Regions from separate parts of the Homo sapiens genome. Here regions 1 and 3 are each linked to region 2. The links are chromatin contacts, found by Hi-C or POLR2A ChIA-PET in ENCODE. All regions are on one chromosome and are shown on one strand. The core of a region is the stretch at or near the end of the contact, and the rest is flanking DNA. Distances in the headings are between cores, read along the strand shown.

Region 1 (2,861 bases), core at 172-2,671, 140 kb before region 2:
AAGTAGGCAGATCACTTGAGCCCAGGAGTTCAAGACAAGCCTGGGCAACATGACAAAACCCCATCTCTACAAAAAAATATAAAAATTATATTTTTATAATTAAAGTATAAATTTAATTATAATTAAATTACAGGCATGGTGGCTCACACCTGTAATCCCAGCACTTTAGGAGGCCTAGGTGGGCAGATTACTTGAGTTCAGGAGTTCGAGACCAGCCTGGCCAACATGGTGAAACTCCGTCTCTACTAAAAGTACAAAAAAAATTAGGCGCATGCCTGTAATCCTAGCTACTCAGGAGGCTGAGGTGGGAGGCTTGCTTGAACCCAGGAGGTGGAGGTTGTAGTGAGCCGAAATTGCGACACTGCACTTCAGCCTGGGTGACAGAGCAAGACTCCGTCTCAAAAAACAAAACAAAACAAAACAAAACAAAAAATTAGCTGAGGTGGAAGGATTGCTTGAGCCTGAGAGGTTGAGGCTGCAGTGAGCCATGATCCTCCTACTTCAGCCTCCTGAGTAGCTGGGACTACAGGCATGTGCCGCCACCCTTGGCTAAGTTTTGTATTTTTTGTAGAGGTGGGGTTTGCCATGTTGCCCAGGCTGGTCTTAAACTTCTGGGCTCAAGCAGTGCACCCACCTCATCCTCCCAAAGTGCTGGGATTACAGGTGCCTGGCCTAGCATTTTTGAGACAGAGTTTTGCTCTGTCACCAAGGCTGGAGTGCAGTGGTGTGATCATAACTGTAGCCTGGTACTCTTGGGCTCAAGTGATCCTCCCACCTCAGCCTCCTGAGTAGGCTGGGACTATAGGTGCATGCCACTGCACCTGGCTCATTTTTGTATTTGTTATAGAGACTGAGTCTCGCTGTGTTGCTTAGGCTGGTCTCAAACTCCAGGGCTCAAGTGATCTTCCTACCTTGGCCTCCCAAAGTGTTGGGATTACAGGCATGAGCCACTGCACCTGGCCTATATTCTAATTTTTAATCTACCACTTTGGGGTGAACTTTCAGCATGTCCATTTTCTTCTCTGTAGAAGGGGTAATCCTGCCTTCCCTGTTTTTGTTTTGTTTTGTTTTGTTTTGAGACAGTCTTGCTCTGCTGCCCAGGCTGGAGAGCAGTGGCCCTATCTCGGTTCACTGCAGCCTCCATCTCCTGGGTTCCAGCGATTCTCCTGCTTCAGCCTCCTGTGTAGCTGGGATTACAGGCATGCACCACCACACCCAGCTAATTTTTGTATTTTTAGTAGAGACATGGTTTCACCATGTTGAACAGCCTGGTCTCGAACTCCTGACCTCAGGTGATCTGCCCGCCTCAGCCTCCCAAAGTGCTGGGATTACAGGCGTGAACCACTGTGCCCAGCCCTGCCTTCCCTATTTGCTTCCTGCGTTTTATAGATGAACTAAAATCTGAGAGGCTGCAGTTTCCTAGTAGTGATACTTGGTGGATAGAATAGAATCTGCTTGCTCTGCTGCCTTCGCCTTCTTCCTGTCATCTGTCAGGAGTGTGCCATCTGTTCCAAGAAGTAGGCTGGCCTTCCCTGTTCTTGCTCCAAACACAACGAAAAAGCTCCTTCTGTTGCTTTCCTGACACTCTGGTACCTTTCCACTACTGTGTTTCTATTTAAGTTGATCATAGTTCGCTTCCATTTCTTGTACAGAAGATTTAAAAATCTGAGTTTCATAATGTCCTTAGATCATTTTTGGTTTCTTTTTCATTAGGGTTATTTGTACTGATCTCATCTGAGTTTCTGGTTCATACCTCTTTACTCCTTACACCATCTGTGTGTGTGTGTGTGTGTGTGTGTGTGTTTTTAAGCAATCTTTTCTGAGCTTTCCACAAACATGTATTGAATGCTGTGAGTCAGGTGGTACACTAGGTGCTATGAAATGAAGGAAAATAAGTACTTCAAGATGTTCAGAGACGAGTCAAGTATTTGGCTTTGGTTTTTAGTATTGATAGCCAAGGGTCGTTAATCATGTATTCTAATGCTTATGTCTTTGCTAGTGACTCACATTTATTGAGTGATTTACTCTGTGCCAGGCACAAATCTAAAGGCTTTATATGTTATACCTCCTTTAATCCTTTAGATGCTATGAAGGGGGTACTTTTATTCTACTTTATATATGAGGAAATAGAAGCAGAAAGCAGTTAAGTTTTCCAGTGCTATGTAGCTGTAAATGGTGAATTTAGGATTTGAGTCTAGCTAGTTGGCTTCTGAGCATGGTCGGGTGTGGCTTTGATCCCCACGCATGTGTTCAGTACCTAGAATAAAGTCCCTGAAATTAAATATATTATGAGGAGATATTTACTCTGTACAAAGTTCATTTACAAAAACCCCTAGGGGAGAATAGTTAATTTCATATGTGGGAATTTCAGAAGGCTTCAGAAAGATGACTTTTGATGCCAAGTCATTCATTCAATGCTAGATGCTGGAGAAATAGTGGTGATTAGGACAGACATAGTCCCTGATCTTTAGAAGCTGACATTCCAGTGGAGGTGGATAGAACAGAAACCAGCAGACTGATATATATAGATAATGTTAGGTGGTGATAAATGCTAGAAAGTGGAATAAGTACTTTTTTTTTTTTTTTTTTTGTGAGATGGAGTCTCACTCTGCCACCCAGGCTGGAGTGCAGTGGCATGATCTTGGCTCACTGCAAGCTCCGCCTCCCAGGTTCACACCATTCTCCTGCCTCAGCCTCCCAAGTAGCTGGGACTACAGGTGCCTGCCACCATGCCCGGCTAATTTTTTGTATTTTTTAGTAGAGATGGGGTTTCACTGTGTTAGCCAGGTTAGTCTCGATCTCCTGACCTCGTGATCTGCCTGCCTCAGCCTCCCAAAGTGTTGGGATTACTGGTGTGAGCC
Region 2 (2,917 bases), core at 187-2,686:
GTTTAAACACCAAAAGGGAGCCAGCCGGAGAGACATTAAAATGAGTAGCTTCAGTAATGTAAATAATCCATTACTTCAACTAGTTCTGCTTTATTCCTACCACAGGCCTAAAATTTGGCAAGGAAGTTGAGCAAGCCTGGCGGCATAAGCCAGAGCTCACAAGAACTAGCCTATCTCTGTGAAGGTGTGCAGTAAACACTTCACATTAAAATGGCCCAGTAACTTGGACATTTTGGGAAGCCTGTACCCAAAGGGCAGGTGCAAGTTGGTGCCCATATTGGTATAGAGGTAGCCAGTTAAGTGAGCATTTAATAGAGCCAGCTATTTTGCGTGTAAGAAACCCAAGTGGGTCCTTGGGAGCCCAGGTGAAAAACTTCCCATGTGTGGTAGAGGGATAACCTAGGTTCAGTCAACATCTAAAGATCCCACTATAGCCAACGAAGGCCTTATTGTTACGGACTCCCAACTTCGTTTCGCCACCAGCCAGAAAGGCGGTAGGAAACAGGCTTGGTAAAATAAACCCAATAAGAACGAATGAAAGAGACACACCAGACCACAGGCGCTGCCAAAACTCATTTTTCATTAACACGGGGTGGGGTCCCAGGCTCAGGCCCCCGGGCCCGATCATGGCCCCAGTCCGCACAGAGCGCCCGGCCCTGGCCGCCCGCAGCTCCACCGCTCAGCCAGTGATGCGCACATCCGTGCGGCGGCGGATCCGCCGGGCCCGAGCCGCCTCGGGCAGGATGGCGAGCAGCTGCTCTTGCACCAGCATCTCCACGATCTGCTCCTTGGTGCGGATGTCAGGCCGCAGCCACTGGCGGGACAGCTCCCGCAGCTGCCGGAAAGCCTCCCGGGGACCCGCCGCATCCTGGTAGCGGAACTGCCGGAAACGCTGGCGGAACGTCTCGGGACCGAGTCTAGAGCCGGCGGGGCCTGGTGTGGAGCGCGCTTCAGCTTCGGCCTGAGGCGCTACGCTCACGGGTGCGGGCCCGAGAGGCAGCTCCAGGGCCGCGGAGGCCGCAGCTCGGGGCGTAGGGATGGCTTCAGGGACCGCGGCGTTGGGACTGGAAGGCTCAGGGGCAGGCGGTGAGGCCTCTGGCAGCGAGGAGCCCACACAGTTACGCTCAGGGGCTGAGCTCGAACCGGCTCCTTCCAGTTTCTCCGGTGGCACCGCCGCGGGACTCCCAGTGGCCGCCAAGATCGGCTCCGTAGCCGCCATAACTCCAGCTCCGGGCGTCACTCTTTGTCCGGTAGCTGTGTGCTCAGCACTGCGTCTGCGCGGGGGTGGGGTGAGCAGGGAGACGTTTCCGGTTAAAGGGCAGAGCTCGCGTCACCCTTGAGGGAGTCGGACTCGGGACCGGCCGAGAGTGTGCGGAGCTTACCTGCACCAGCGAAGCGCCTGCGGCAGCCGGAAGCGAAAGTCTCTGGCTTCTCTGCGTCCAGGTCGGCGCGCGAGCACCCGGAAGCCGCTTGCGGGCTCCCGGAAGCGGCGCCCTCTAGCGTTCTCGAGTCGCATGAGGCGGCTGCTGCCCTCGCGGTGCGGGAGGGCGAGCTGCGCGTGGCCTGGGCTCCTTCCGAATGGTGGCGCCTCTGAGCGCCAGTTCGAGGAGGAGTCGGAGGAGGAGCCTGAATGTTTGGAGATAGACTTCAAGTCCCGGACCTTATCCGTGCGCCGCTTCGGTTTGCAGGTGACCTTTGCGTGCGGGCGCCCCTTCTGATTGACCCTGATGAGCTGTAGCTCTGATGGCCCCTCCTTCGGGAATGATTAGGGTGACGGCTGGCCGGGGCTCGTTCGAGTGGCGCCCGGCCGGTGGTGACCCGAACAGGAGAGCGGGACGGCGACCATTCTCTCGGGAGGGGCCCATCTGGAGAAAGTCCTCTCGCTTGGTCAAACTAGGAGGGCGATAGCACCGGCCTTACTGCGACGATGACAAAGTACAACACACCGTCTGGCGCGAAGGAGATGCTCGAGAACCCTTTGCTGTTGTTATTTTTCGCGTGTCCTCCGAAACCAAGGGAAATGCGGCTCTGTGGGTTCTGTTAACGTCAGCATTTAATAAGTGAACTCTAAATGCATTGCCCCTTATGGTGGCCGCTGGCCTCCTGAGTTGACTCAGCTCTTGCAACGTAGCTAGTTGATAACCCTCGAAATATAGCGAATTGAGATGTGCTATATTGTAAAATACGGGACTTAGTACGAAAAAACTGATGTAAAAATTATCTCAATACTTTTTAATACTGATTACATGTTGGAATATAATGTTTTGCATATATTGGGTCAAATAAAAATGTTATTAATTTCACCTGTGTTTTTACTTTTTAAATGCAGCTTCTAAAAACATTTAAATTGCATGTGCAGTTTACATTATATTTCTGTTGAGCAGCCTTGGGTTAGAGTGTTGGAGTGAGGCTACCTTGGTGGAATCCCCTTTGACGATACCCAGCTCAGAGTTGTTAGGAGGATTAAATAAATTAAGCCGTTGGAGAGAAAGGGCTTTTAAGAAGTTTGCTCTTGTTTTTATTAGGTAAACTGCTTGCTATCTCTGAGCTACTGTTTTCTTATCAGTAAAATGTGGATGTAATAGAACTTACCTCTCAGAGGTAATTGAGAATTCAGTGAGATGATGTAGGTAAAAGCACGTGGCCCTGACAGCCCTCGGCCAGGTGGTTTTCTGTTTGGTAGCTGACTCACAAATAGTTTTGTTTTTGTTTTTGTTTTTGTTTTGAGACTGAGTCCTCCGCCTACCGGGTTCAAGCGATTCTCCTCCCTCCGCCTCCCGAGTAGCTGGGATTACAGGCGCCCACCACCACACCCGGCTAATATTTTATATTTTTGGTACAGATGGAGTTTCACCGTGTTGGCCAGACTGGTCTCGAACTCTTGACCTCAGGTGATCCACTCTCCTCAGCCTCCCAA
Region 3 (2,985 bases), core at 370-2,869, 240 kb before region 2:
GTGGACGCTACACAGTGAGCTTGCATCATGCTGTTGCACTCCAGCCTCAGTCACAGAGGGAGACTCTGTCTCAAACAAGAAAGGAACTTTTTTTTTTTTTGAGACGGAGTCTCGCTCTGTGGCGCAGGCTGGAGTGCAGTGGTGTGATCTTGGCTCACTGCGAGCTCTGCCTCCCGGGTTCACACCATTCTCCTGCCTCAGCCTCCCAAGTAGCTGGGACTACAGGCACCCACCACCACGCCCAGCTAAATTTTTTGTATTTTTAGTATAGACGGGGTTTCACCGAGTTTGCCAGGATGGTCTTGATCTCCTGACCTCGTGATCCACCCGCCTCGGCCTCCCAAAGTGCTGGGATTACAGGCATGAGCCACTGCGCCCAGCCCAAGGAACGAACTTTTAATGTTAAGTATATTTTACCAAAATTTTAAAAAAGAAACAAAGTTTATTTGCTAGTATTTGCTAAGCCACAGAAAGTCTATGGAAGGATATAAAAAACAAAACAAAACAAAAAAAAAACGGGTAAGGGCTGCCTCTAGAAAAGGAGTAGTCGTGGATGAAGTGGGACTATGATAGGGATAAGATATTCTAGGAGCATTAGCTAGCAAAAAGTAAACAATATAAACATTTAGGCTGGGCTCGGTGGCTCCCACCTGTAGGTGTGAGCTGACATGGGCAGACTATCTGAGCTCAGGAGTTCGAGACCAGCCTGGGCACCACGGTGAAACCCTGTCTCTACTAAAACACAAAAAAGTAGGTTGGGCTCCGTGACTCATGCCTGTAATCCCACCACTTTGGGAGGCCGAGGAGGGCGAATCACCAGAGGTCAGGAGTTTGAGACCAGCCTGACCAACATGGAGAAAAACCCTGTCTCTACTAAAAATACAAAATTAGCAGGGTGTGGTGCCGCATGCCTGTAATCCCAGCTACTTGGGAGGCTGAGGCAGGAGAATCGCTTGAACCTGGGAGATGGGGGTTATGGTGAGCTGAGATCATGCCATTGCACTCCAGCCTGGGCAACAAGAGCAATACTCCATCTCAAAAAAAAAAAAAAAAAAAAAAAGCCAGGCATGGCGGCATGCACCTATAATCCCAGCTGCTAGGGAAGCTGTAGAAGAATTGCTTGAACCTGGGAGGCAGAGGTTGCAGTGAGCTATCGCACTCCAGCCTGGGTGACAGCGCAGGACTCAGACTCCAAAAAAAATAATAAAATAAACCTTTAAAAAGGGCTTCTTATTAAAGCTGCTACATTATGTTTACTGGAGTTGGGCACTTAATGCATACTAATTGTTCTGGGGCAAAGGTAAGCAAACTACATATACCCCATGAACCAACTCCAGCTTGACTTGTTTTATAAATCTTTCTCCTGTCTGAGCCTCCAGAGTAAGCTGGAACTACAGGCATATGCCACCCAAGACCGGCTAATTTTTATATTTTTAGTAGAGAAGAGGTTTCACCATGCTGGCCAGACTGGTCTCGAACTCCTCACCTCAAGTGATCCACCCGACTCGGCCCCCAAAAGTGCAGGGATCACAGGCATGAGCCACTGTGCCTGGCCCATACTCAATTTCTTAATAGCTTACAGCTGTTTGGAAGAGAGTTGAGTACTTGCAACAAGACCATATGGCACTGAAAACCTAAAATGGGTCTGGGCGCAGTGGCTCACGCCTGTAATGACAACACTTTGGGACACCGAGGCGGGTAGATCACCTGAGGTCAAGAGTTCGAGACCAACCTGACCAACACACCAAAAATTAGCTGGGCGTTGTGGTCAGAGCCTGTAATCCCAGCTACTCAGGAGGCTGAGGCAGGAGAATCAATTGAACCTGGGAGGCGGAGGTTGCAGTGAGCCGAGACTGCACCACTGCACTCCAGCCTAGGCGCAAGGAGTGAAACTCCCATCTCAAAATTTAAGAAATAGTTTGACAAATCAGACTCTAGAGTAATAAAAATAATTTAAATATCAACTGTTTCCTGATGTTAATTTTTATATGGTACACAGATTTCTCAAATATCCATGATTATTCTTTTTCTTTTCTTTCGGAGACACTCTGGCTCTGTTATCCAGGCGTGATCTCGGCTCACTGCAATCTCTGCCACCCGGGTTCAAGTGACTCTCCTGCCTCAGCCTCTTAAGTAGCTGGGATTAGAGGGATGCGCCACCACACCCACCTAATTTTTCTATTTTTAGTAGAGACAAGGTTTTACCACGTTGGCCAAGCTGGTCTCAAACTCCTGACCTCAAGCGATCCACTTGCCTCGGCCTCCCAAACAAAGAGATGGGATTACAGGTGTGAGCCACTGCACCTGGCCAGTGAATATATTTTTAAAAGTTAAATTTTATTTGTTCTATCTAGCTCCTTTTAAATTTATGCCTTTTGCTAAAATTATTGAGTGGAAAAGGTTCATTCCTCACAGTGACAGGACAGTCTTGGCAACTTTCTCTCCTCAACACAGAACTAGTTGGACACTCTTGGTTTAGGTAGATAGCACAAAGTCCTCTAGAACAAAAGCCAAGCTGCTCTGAATTGAGCTCAAGACCACAATGCCAGACACAAGGCCTCGTGGCGCCTGTGAAGCAGATCAAGTTGGTTCCTCACTTTGCCATGTAACAGCTCATGTGGCCCCAACTGCTCTGAACTTCATTTCTCCATATAGCACATAATGGCATGTCAACCTCCACCTAAGATCCATGTTACTGATAGAAAAGTCAATGGAGGCCAGGTCCAGTGGCTCACACCTGTAATCCCAGCACTTTAGGAGGCCGAAGCAGATCACCTGAGGTCAGGAGTATGAGACCAACTTGGCCAACATGGTAAAGCCCTGTCTCTAAAAAAAAAAAAAAAAATTAGTCGAGCATGATGGCAGGCACCTGTAAACCCAACTACTCGGAAGGCTAAAGCAAGAGAATCGCTTGAACACAGAGAGGAGGAGTTTGCAGCGAGGCGAGATTGTGCCACTGCACTCCAGCCTGGGCAGCAGAATAAG

The links. A loop is a pair of places that touch in the nucleus more often than their neighbours do. ChIA-PET counts read pairs that join two places held with the same protein, here RNA polymerase II (POLR2A). Pooled maps may share reads with other maps.
Region 1: a pooled map shows a loop between it and region 2 (3-fold over the local background). The contact joins the enhancer-like site here to the promoter of SCAND1 in region 2. A Hi-C loop is called at or near these places in 2 of 50 pooled maps. POLR2A ChIA-PET finds 5 or more read pairs at or near these places in 7 of 52 experiments (CD4-positive, alpha-beta T cell, Caco-2, GM10248 and 4 more).
Region 3: a loop to region 2 is called in a map of heart right ventricle, with 2.5 times the contacts of the local background. The contact joins the enhancer-like site here to the promoter of SCAND1 in region 2. A Hi-C loop is called at or near these places in 1 of 168 maps with a recorded cell type or tissue (heart right ventricle) and 1 of 50 pooled maps. POLR2A ChIA-PET finds 5 or more read pairs at or near these places in 23 of 52 experiments (AG04450, BJ, CD4-positive, alpha-beta T cell and 16 more).

What each region holds. Positions count from the first base shown.
Region 1 is chr20:35,817,875-35,820,735 of GRCh38, forward strand. The region is part of intron 2 of PHF20 (PHD finger protein 20); the gene reads left to right. Among named protein-coding and RNA genes, the nearest start is that of PHF20, 47 kb to the left of the region's middle. RefSeq lists an enhancer at 1,573-1,752. Within about 2 kb of position 1,422, at least 6 of the 41 ENCODE cell types and tissues checked have a DNase peak (open chromatin) inside an H3K27ac peak, as active enhancers do.
Region 2 is chr20:35,953,066-35,955,982 of GRCh38, forward strand. It overlaps SCAND1 (SCAN domain containing 1), which reads right to left and starts at 1,437. Exons shown (of 2, transcript NM_033630.3): 1 at 1,383-1,437; 2 at 559-1,274. The coding sequence starts at 1,219. The coding sequence ends at 680. It also overlaps a transcript of CNBD2 not described here. RefSeq lists enhancers at 955-1,034, 1,155-1,414, 1,495-1,694, 1,795-2,004.
Region 3 is chr20:35,717,777-35,720,761 of GRCh38, forward strand. The region is part of intron 9 of RBM39 (RNA binding motif protein 39); the gene reads right to left. Among named protein-coding and RNA genes, the nearest start is that of ROMO1, 20 kb to the left of the region's middle. Within about 2 kb of position 1,620, at least 2 of the 41 ENCODE cell types and tissues checked have a DNase peak (open chromatin) inside an H3K27ac peak, as active enhancers do.